Linked DNA regions of Mus musculus: region 1 is linked to region 2. A link is a contact called in ENCODE Hi-C or POLR2A ChIA-PET data. All regions are on one chromosome and are shown on one strand. Each heading gives the region's core, a stretch centred on a gene start or an enhancer-like site at or near the end of the contact. The rest is flanking DNA. Distances are from core to core; before and after follow the strand shown. Region 1 holds the start of Myorg (myogenesis regulating glycosidase (putative)). Region 2 holds the start of Nudt2 (nudix (nucleoside diphosphate linked moiety X)-type motif 2).

Region 1 (5,278 bases), core at 2,060-4,559, 38 kb before region 2:
CGCAGAGACAGAAAATCAAAGCCAGGGGGCGCTAGCGCCATGGGACGTCAATGGTTGGTAGAGGCCAGAAAACCGCCAAGAAGCCAGGCTTGACGGATTGAGTTGACAGCTCACCTAGAGTCAACAGAATCGGGTCCCAGGGCTTTATACGAAGGGTAAGAGGTCAAGGTTGGGAAGCTGTGTCTTGGGTTTCAGAAACTCAACAGCAGAACTTGTATCCATCCGTAGCAGACAATGCGGGTGTAGCCTGGGAGCTGGACTTTCAAGAGCGTGCAGAAGGGCCTTGAACCCAGCCCCTAATCCTATGATCATCGCCTGCCCCCTCCTCAAGACTGATTCATTGTCAAAGATTGGGTCTTTTCCCTCCGAAGGGGCGGGGAAAACTGTGAAAATATGGGAAAGTCTGAGTCTCTAGATGGCCTGGAAACACTACCTCCTGGCACTGAAGAAATCGCTATCTTAATGGGGGTGGAGGTGGGGATGTTGGATCCTAAAGACTATGTCTGATCATCCTCCCCAGAATTCTGGTGGCAGAAACCAGACCTTAATGGGAAGAGGACTTTTCTGGAGCCTTCCCAGAGATTGTGCTGTAGTGAGGGTTTATGAAGGGCAAGGAAGGAACCTTAAGACTGATTCTGTATCCAGGTTCTTGGTCTGGGAGGTTGGAATGTGAGGATATAAAAACAAAAACAAAAACCTGACGTCCCCTGCTGTTTTTTCCTCCATTAGGAGTGTGTCGCCCTTCGGTCACCGGCCAGGAATGCAATGTGCTGTTACAACTCCCCCGCCATCATTTTACCCGTATCCCAACCTTAGGTAAGTTTGGCGCAGATGCATCCACTTGCATACTGGAGGAATTCCTTTAGTGACAGTGGGGGTGTGCCAGGAGACTACTTGGGGTGGGAAATGTTTGTTGCGGCGCAGAGACAGGAAATTAAAGCCAGGGGGCGCTAGCGCCATGGGACGTCAATGGTTGGTAGAGGCCCGAAAACCGCCAAGAGGCCAGGCTTGACAGATTGAGTTGAAAGCTCACCTAGAGTCAATGGAATCGGGTCCCAGGGCTTTATACAAAGGGTAAGAGGTCAAGGTTGGGAAGCTGTGTCTTGGGTTTCAGAAACTCAGCAGCAGAACTTGAGGTCAGTGATCGGTCAGTGTCAGAGATAAAACGCTGAGATAAGGTTAACGAAAACTGGAGTGACTCATCTCTCCTTGCAGATGGGACACAAGTCACTTCAAGAAGACTGGTGGTTCCCAGAGAAACAACTATGTAGTCCATCCTGAGTTTGTGTCTGAGACCTGTCCTGTCTACCCTTCCTAGTAAAGCTTTGACCAGGCCAAGGGAGGAAGTGGCTCAATAAACTCTTCACCACAAAGACTGCTTGCTGTGTCCTTACTTGGAAAGATCTGTATGAGATAAGGAAACCCACCCCCAACCATTTCAGACACGCCCGAGTGACCCACCTCCTGATAGATATATCAGCAATCCAGCTGGCGTCCTCTCCATCACCACAGAGATGAGTTCCCCTAACCATCCAGATCTTTCTACTTGAAGACCCTTTAGCTGTCATTATACCCACAAACATAGATTCCTCTCACATCTCAGATCCCAGATCTCCATTACAGCCTCCCAAATGCTCCCTGTGCTCAGAAATGTTTGCTGCCCTCCCCCTTCCAAGTCTAAGAGCTACCAAACATCATTTTGGAAGAATTCATGATCAAGAAACTTCACATTGTAACAGAAAGTTCTGCTCTGTCCTGCAAGGGAGGGGGTGGGGTTAGGAGGGGGGGGCGGTTATTCTAGAATCTCTAGGGGGTTAGTGTTTTCCCATTTTCTTGCACCACTGCTCCCTCTAGGGGAAAGAACATGGCATGGCACAATCATTTCTAACTAAAGGTTGTCACTAATAGAAGGAGCTACACGTTATATTAGGGTATAGTGGGCATTGCAAAATACCGAGCAGAAACTGGGGTACTGCTAGTCTGGTCCTGAGTGCTGAGAACTGACAGTTCGGAACATAGGCTCTTTGGGTCTACAGGATCCCTCCAAGGCGTTCTTGACTGGGGTATTGACAGTGGGAAATGGGAGCACAGGTCATCCCAGAGTTTTTAAAGCCATTTTTACACTTTATCCATAACACGTGGAGATGAGAGGCCAACTTGAGGGAGTCTACCCTCTCCTTCCCAGCCTGGGGGTTCCAGAAATCCAACTTGGGTCAGTGAGCTTGCTTTATCTGCTTTCTATTTTCCAACCCTGTGCCAGTTCTTAAAAGAATACAGCTCCCCAGACCTTGAGGGAACAGATTCCTGAAGACTCCTGTCTTAGTCACTGTTCTATGGCATGGTGAAGAGACGCCATGACCATGGCAATTCTTTTTTTTTTTTTTTTTTTTGTTTTTTTTTGTTTTTTTTTTTTTTTTTTTTGGTTTTTTGAGACAGGGTTTCTCTGTATAGCCCTGGCTGTCCTGGAACCCACTCTGTAGACCAGGCTAGCCTTGAACTCAGAAATCCGCCTGCCTCTGCCTCCCGAGTGCTGGGATTAAAGGCGTGCGCCATCACGCCCGGCCATGACCATGGCAATTCTTATAAAATAATTTAATTGGGGTTTTACTTACAGTTCCAGAGGTTAGTCTGTGATCATAGCAGAGCATAGCAGCAGGAAGGTATGGTGGAGAAGCAGTTGAGAGTCCTCCCTTCTGATCTATAGGCAGAGGACTCTGAGCCTGGAATAGGCTTTTAAAAAGTCAAAACTCACCCCCAGTGACATACTTCCTCCAACAAGGTCACACTTACTCGAACAAGACCATGACTCCTAATCCTTGTAATCCTTTCAAAGAGTGTCATGCCCAGGCCCTAAGCATTCAAATATATGAGTCTGTGGGAGCCATTCGTATTCAAACCATCACAGATACGTCTTCCCCCCTTGCCTTGCTGTGCTCTTATACACATAGCAATCCTAGCATGGCGTTGCAAGAACCCTAACATTCAGCAAGAACCCCAACAATCAGCCACTCCTTCCTTCGGAACTACATCTCCCATAAGGCCTGGGGATGAGCCAGGCTAGCAATGGTCTGGCAAGGGCGGCGCCTGAGGCGGGAGGTGGAATCAAGCTAGAGGCGGGCCCAAAGGGCAGATCTGGGGCGGTGAGAAGAAAGTCTGTGCAAGGCACGCAGAGTGGGGGAGGGGCTGAGCGCCAGGGGTGGGGCTGGAGTCCCAGGCCTGAAACCACATTGGACGGCTGGGAGTGGCCTAGTAGCCGGAGGGCGGGGCGCAGGAGGGGCTCCACGGTGCCCAGCCAGGCAGCAACCCGCAGGGCTGTGGCTGATCAACTCCTGCTAGCGTAGAAAGATCAGCCGGAGGACCCTTCTCCCTTTCTTCCGTGTGGCGGTCACTGAGGTAGGTGAACCTAGTGGGAAGCCTTTGGGTCCCAGTGAGGGTGGTGAGTTTTCTAAGGAGCACACAGTTCCTGAACTTGCTCTAGTTGGTGGAGCGTCCCTGGACACCTGAACCCCTCCTCAGGCCAGAGCTTCCCAGCGGGCTACGGGCTCCTTGCCCTTCCCTCTGCCCCTTTGGATCGTGTGGGGTGTGGGGCCACCGGTGGGTGTGAAGTATTCCAGGCTGTGTTAGTGCAGTTACTTGATCCTTGTGGATCCCGTCCCTGAGCAGGGGAGGGAGATGGGCAGGATCGAATTGCCTTTGACATTTCCACTCCCCTCCCAACTGTGTCCGACAAAGGCCTCTGCCTCAAGTGGCTCAGTTATGCTGAGCTGGGCCCGCCCTTAAACTGTAGGCTTGGGACTTGCAGCCAAGACTGAGGTTGAGTGTGTAGCGAACAAGAGTTTTCTTAGGCTGAGCCACTCAGCAAACCCCACCTGCTAGCCTTAGCCTGTGTTGGCCAGCTGGCAGACTCGACAGATTATAGGGGTCTAGAACGCCACTAAGACTGGAGCCACAGAGTTCCTCCCCTCGGCTACAATAGCAGATGCCATTAAATTGCCCCTTTCACACCCCTAAAACCGTCCTGATCTGCCCGAGGCAAGCTGGATCTGCCGCAGCTTTTGAAAAGACAGACCTCACCCGTCCACACCCATTCTCATGGTGGAAGGTGGAGGCAGGAGGTTTGGATCCCAGTGGGTGGCTTCTGACGAGCTGTGTTTTCCCATCTATAAAATGGACAACAGCTCGCAGTGTTGCTGGTATTGGACGCTATGGGGTCATTTGGAAGAACATGGTGAGGCCCAACCAGGTGGGTGTTTAAATCTGTGGGCGCCAGTCCTTCATCGAAACCCTAATGGGTTCTGCCTGAGTTTTGAAAGGGCTTTGGAGGATATCATGGTGAGCTTCTCAGGCTCCCGGGGGTCATAAGATAAGACCAATTTAATATGTAAGCATTGGGGCTTAGGGAGTCTTTCCTATTCAGACTCAAACCCTCTCCTCTTAACCCCTTGATGCCCAGGATGTAGCCTTGCTTATGTTGAATGAACATAAGTGTACAGTAAGCCAATTTGGGGCCCCTGTAGTCTTCTTTGGGTTCCACTCAGCTTTGAGAGTATCAGTAAAAGACACTGCTACCCAAAGGAGGAGAGGGGATCTCTAACTTGTGTTAGAGATCAGAGCGGAAGTAGAGGCTGTTCCAGACTGTGCTTGGGTAGTGACCTGAGAGATTAGAGAGCTCTAGGGGGTGCGGGGTTTGGGGGAGAGGATAAGGCAGGGAAAAGAATGGGACTGAATCGTGTCTTCTAGAACCAAAACGCTCATCTGCACCTGACATTCTTTTTCCAATTGTTTATTTTACTGTATGTGCATTAGTGTTTTGTCTGCATATATGTCTACATGAGGGTTGTCAGATTCCCCTGCAGCTGGAGTTACAATTGTGAGCTGCCATGTGGGTGCTGGGAGTTGAACTTGGGTCCATCTGGAAGAACAGCCAGTGCTCTCAACCACTGAGCCATGTCTCCAGCCCCCTTGACATTCTCCTTTGAAGATTTATTTATTTTTATTTTATGTGTATGAGTATTTGCCTGTGTGTATGTGCACTCTGTGTGTGTGTGTGTGTGTGGTGCCTGCAGAAGCCAGAAAACAGCATTGGATCCCCTGAGACTGGAGTTACAGTTTGTGAGAAGCCATGTGGTGCTGGGATTCGAACCCCGGATCCTCTGGAAATTAAGTGCTCTTAACTGTTGAGCCATCTCTCCAGCTCCTGCACTTGGCATTCTTGACAGATTCAGCATGGGAAAGAAGGAAGAGTTCACAAAGAGCCTGAGCAGTTTATCACCTTGGA
Region 2 (4,822 bases), core at 1,831-4,330:
ATTAAAGGCATGCCACCATGCCTGGCTTAATTCATACCCGGTAGACAATAAGGACTACTGGTTTTAGGTGGAGTGTATTTTGGTCAGACTGACATTTTACAAACTCATTTCGGCAGTAAGTAAAGTGGAGAAGAAACTGGAAGAAAAGACCGCAGGCAAAAAGACATGTTACAAGCTTATTTCCATCTTTTTAAAAAACATGCATTGGTATGAGGAGTCGGGTCTCCTGGAACTGGAGTTACAGACAGTTGTGAGCTGCTGGAAGAGGGGTCTGGTTTGGGTAACTGGGTAGAAAAGGAAGAAGTTACCTATTTCTTTTTGAACTGAGTTGAATTTGAAGTGCTATAGACTACCTACAAGGCAAATGAAAACTGGGTCTTGAGTTTAGTGATATCTCATTCTTCGTTTCCTAAATCCAGTATTTTCTATTAGAAAAAGAATTGCTTTGATCATAGATATTCCAACAACCCATGTGTTAAGGAGTTTTATGTCAACTTGACACAAGCTAGGCTCCCTGGAGAGGAGGGGTGTCCTGACCAACAGGACCTAGTTATTCGTGGGTACGAGGGGAACCACAAACCTGCAAGAGAAATGGGCAGGAAAAAGGAGAGAGACCAAGGAGGATTCCTGTCAAGGTCTGTTTAATGAAGGCTAGGAGCCTGATTATAAGCACACAGTGAGAGAAAATAGGGAGGGGTCGAGGGGGAATTAACAAAGAACAAAGACATCTGGGGACATGAAGGCTGAATTCTGACTGTAGGCAAGAGGCACCCTGAGTCTTATCTCAGGAATGTAGAATCCTCCTTAACAGCCCGGGGTGTCAAGCTGGGCTCAGCACATAACTCAGGTCCTTAGAAGTCTTCGGAGTCAGGAAGAGATAAGGAAGAGGAGACTATAATTCAAATTTCTAGGGTCTAGGTGCCAGGAAGGGATAGGGAGGAGGAGGTGACCGGCTCCTAACACAAGGCCATTTGACTTATTAGGGTGGGAAACTGCGAAAGGCTTACTTTCTCACGGTATGGTCTCCAACAGAGGGGGCCTCAAGTTTAGAAAATGCTTCTATGAGACTGGGCTGTAGGCAAACCTATAGGGCATTTTCTTAGTGATTGATGTGGATGGCCCACTGTGGGTGGGGCCATCCCTGCACTCAGGGTCCTGGGCTCTATAAGAAAGCAGGCAGAGCAGCCACAAGGAGCAAGCCAGTAAGCAGCACGCCTTCACAGTCCCTGCATCAGCTCCTGTCTCCAGATTCCTTCTGACAACGAACAGTGATAAGGATGAGTAAGCCAAACAAACCCTTTCTTCCTCAAGTTGCTCTGGGTCAGTTTCCTCACAGATGTTGTAACCCTGACTAAGACGAGCCACTTTCCCTGAATTTGGGTGCATTTACCTGTCTAATCACCCCCTTTCCTATCTGGTATTCCAAATATTTTCACCCTCTTTCAGTTCAAAACAGTACAAGATAGAAAAGTATACCTGACACTGCTGTGAAAGAAACTTAGCCACTCAGGTCAGGTTGTTACCTGAAAGACAGGTCCTCATTTGTAAAGTGACTCTAACGTGTATTTCTCATTGTTGAGAGTTTAAAGTATGTGTAGACAGACATGAATACATGCCAGTCACTCTTATCTTGTATTATAATAGGCCACCTGAATGCTTCTCTGTATTATACTGGCAGTCAACTCTTTCTAATAGTTGAATCAAGAATTTCCCCACCTCTGTGTCATAGTCCTGTCTCTCCTGGAACTCAGAGATCCTCCAGCCTCTGTTAGGAATAAAGACATGCACTATCATTTTTATATTTTTCAGGAAACAGCTGATAAACAGTGTTCACACTAAGTATTAGTAATTTTTAAAGATCAACAAGATTAATTCCCTTTAATATATTGTCAATTTTCTCTTTTGAATACTGTATTTCCTTATTAGTAAGAATTACATTTATTCTTTAACTGATTAGTGATTTACTTTTGTTTATGTCTTGTGTGTCTGCCAGTTGTGTGTGGTATGTGGGTGCCTGAAGAGTCCAGAAGAGGGCCATGGATGCCCTGGAGCAGGAGTTGGGAGGCTACTGTGAGCCACTTGGCATGGATGCTGGGAAATGAACTCAAATTTCTCTGGAAGAGAGGTTAAGGGCTCTTAACCACTGAACCATCTCTCCAGGCCCCCGAATCGCTCATTTTTGAGCTAAAAACGAGCACTCCATTAAAGTACATATGAAGCTGCACACATGCTGGCTACTGGATTTGTTCCTACTATGCTGGTGGTTCCTTTTTGACCTGAGAGGCTAGGCCTGGCCAAGCATTTTTTCCCAATAGTCTTTGCAACCCGTTGAAGCATTACTATTATTTTTCACAAAAGGAAAAAAAAAATAAAACTATGGTTCAGAAATATTTTTGAGTAGTTAATCAAATGCAGACACGTCCAATTTCTAACATCATTAAGCTTAATTGCCACTGGACATTAGAACATTTCTGCATTGGCAACTTGACTCTTCTCGATTTAAGCTGTTTCGCCTTTTTTTCTTAAGACGGGAATCTTGTGACTTTCTATCTCTGGGGGCTAAAGAGCACCTGTCACTCTTCCAAAAGATTGGGGTTCGGTTCCCCGGAACCTATACCAGGTGGCCCACACAACGTTTAACTCCAGCTCCTGGGATCCGACGCCTTCTGGATTCTGAGAGCATCTGCACGCACGTGGCGCGCATAGACAGACACAGACACACACACACACACACACAAGTAATAATTTTTACCAAACGTAAGATCTTTTGGAATGCAGGCAGGGTTTAATCGATAACTACAAAGCAAGCCTAGGGAGAAGATATGATTGGCCCGCTAAGTCCCAAAGGTGAATCTCTCTGCCTCTGGGATTCTTCCGACCCACGCCCTCACCACTGAACCTAGTCCTCTCTGGTGCACAGAGATAAACCGAGGTCCCGCGAGTGGATGGGGCCTGGCCTACACGCGCCTCACTGCCAGCTCCGTCCCCGCAGCAACAGGTCAGGAGCCCGCGACACTCCCCACGCCCCCCAGCCCCACAGCACTCACCCGTAGCCCAGAGGCAGGAGGCGGTCCTCGAACGGAGACGTAGCGCGCCAGCCAATCAGAAGAGCCCGGCTGCACTTCAGACGAGCCACAGAATTGGGCATCAGGCGCTTCCACCCGCCCCTGAGGCGTGGTTTTTTGGCTGGGACCGTCGCGAGATCTGCCTCAAGCTGAACCATTGGTGGAGAATGAACCGCCCCCTTCCCCTTCTGATTTCTGATTGGCCTTTTAGAGGAGAGGTGACAGGCTCTGTGAATGACCATTGGTCGGTGCTGCGGGACCGCGGGCGGGCGGGCGTCGGCGCGCGCGTTCGAACTGGCGCTTGTGGCGTTGCCATGGGGATGTGGCCTGGCGGACACCTAAGGCGGGTTGACCGGACGCTCTGCTAGCCCGGCCTTAGGGCTTTCTCCTCACCGCACTATTTCTTCGGTCCTCCCTGAAAACTGACTGAGGAGGAGCCGGGATTGCCCTGAGGTGAGAAACGGTGGCTTTAGCTTGAGCCCAGGCTCTGCGCCTGCGCGGGAGCGGGTGCTCCTGTCTGCGAGCGGCGCGAGCCGAGACCGGTATTTGCGGGGTAACTAGAACTTGGCTTCTCGGGTTCTTCGAGGGTTCTCGCGCTCTCTCACGTTTCATCTCCCTGTCTACCGCCTCTTCAGCAATTACCTCGACCACCACCAGCTTTGAGGCTTTTCTGAGTACCCCAAAGGCCTCTTGCCTTTGAGACACGCTCTTCAGAGCGCTTCGATTGGACTTTCGGTTGTTTTGTGAACTTCCGCAAACCTCATTCTCCTTTTTTCTCATATAATTTTGACCTCTGAGATAAGACAAGCCTTTCCACAGCGTCTTACGCATATTAGTTTTTTGTTTGTTTGTTTTGTTTTTTTAAGGAAATATTTGTTCAGTTGGCTTTCACTCACTACAAATAGATTCAGTTATCTTTCTGCCTTGTCCCATTCAAAGTCGATTTGGGGGCAGGTGGAAGAGAGAGGACACCCTAATCTCATATACAAGAGACAGAAAATTCAGCGTTGGCGTTCCCACGTTGGGGGCAGGAAGACCTGCTCAGTGTGGGTGGCAACATTCCCAAGGCAGGGAATTCTGAGCAGTAATAGAGTGGAGAAAGCAAGCTGACCGCTAGCATACATACATTACTTCATTATTTACTGCTTTTCTTTTTTTAAGTTTTTGTTTGTGTGGCTTTTGTTTGTTGGTTGGTTTTGAGACAAAGTTCTCAATCAGAGAGACGTGCTCTCTCCACATTGTAGTCTGGCCTACAAGTACCTCTTCTCAAACCCCTAAATGTATTTGCTTATAACAGGCCATTCTGTCCTTATATGCCCGAGGATTTCCTCTTGTTGTTTACTGACCACCAACTATCGTAACATTTTATCTGTGCTTTGGAAACTGAAATCAATTATTTGACTTTGAGTTTTTTTCACTTAACAGTGTGTGTGTATGTGTGTGTGTATATGTATATGTGTGTGTGTGTATGTATGTGTGTGTGTGAGCACTCAAGTGAAGGTCAGAGGACAACTTTGAGGAACTGGTTCTCATTTTCCATGTTTTTTAAGCAGCTTGTTTCTGCTGCTGCAGTGCATACTCCAGGATATTTCTATCTTACACACACACACACACACTTACTTCTCCCTAGGAGTGCTAGGGTTACACATGTGCAGTACCACATGTGACCTTTTATGTGGGTTCTAGGCATTGAATTTGAACCATTAGGCTTATTATAGGTTATGTGCATTTACCTACCAAGCCATTTCCTTGACCTT

Evidence for each region. Hi-C counts contacts between places; a loop is a spot of excess contacts on that map. ChIA-PET counts read pairs that join two places held with the same protein, here RNA polymerase II (POLR2A).
Region 1: a map of left cerebral cortex shows a loop between it and region 2 (2.8-fold over the local background). The contact joins the promoter of Myorg here to the promoter of Nudt2 in region 2. A Hi-C loop is called at or near these places in 17 of 37 maps with a recorded cell type or tissue (Patski, adrenal gland, gastrocnemius and 3 more). POLR2A ChIA-PET finds 5 or more read pairs at or near these places in 3 of 5 experiments (Patski and embryonic stem cell).

What each region holds. Positions count from the first base shown.
Region 1 is chr4:41,501,106-41,506,383 of GRCm38, reverse strand. It overlaps Myorg (myogenesis regulating glycosidase (putative)), which reads left to right and starts at 3,309. Exons shown (of 2, transcript NM_001085515.2): 1 at 3,309-3,393. It overlaps 1110017D15Rik (RIKEN cDNA 1110017D15 gene), which reads left to right. Exons shown (of 7, transcript NM_001253777.1): 6 at 730-816; 7 at 1,216-1,375. The coding sequence ends at 1,318.
Region 2 is chr4:41,463,406-41,468,227 of GRCm38, reverse strand. Nudt2 (nudix (nucleoside diphosphate linked moiety X)-type motif 2) reads right to left here and starts at 3,080. Exons shown (of 3, transcript NM_025539.2): 1 at 3,048-3,080. Kif24 (kinesin family member 24) reads left to right here and starts at 3,380. Exons shown (of 13, transcript NM_024241.2): 1 at 3,380-3,518.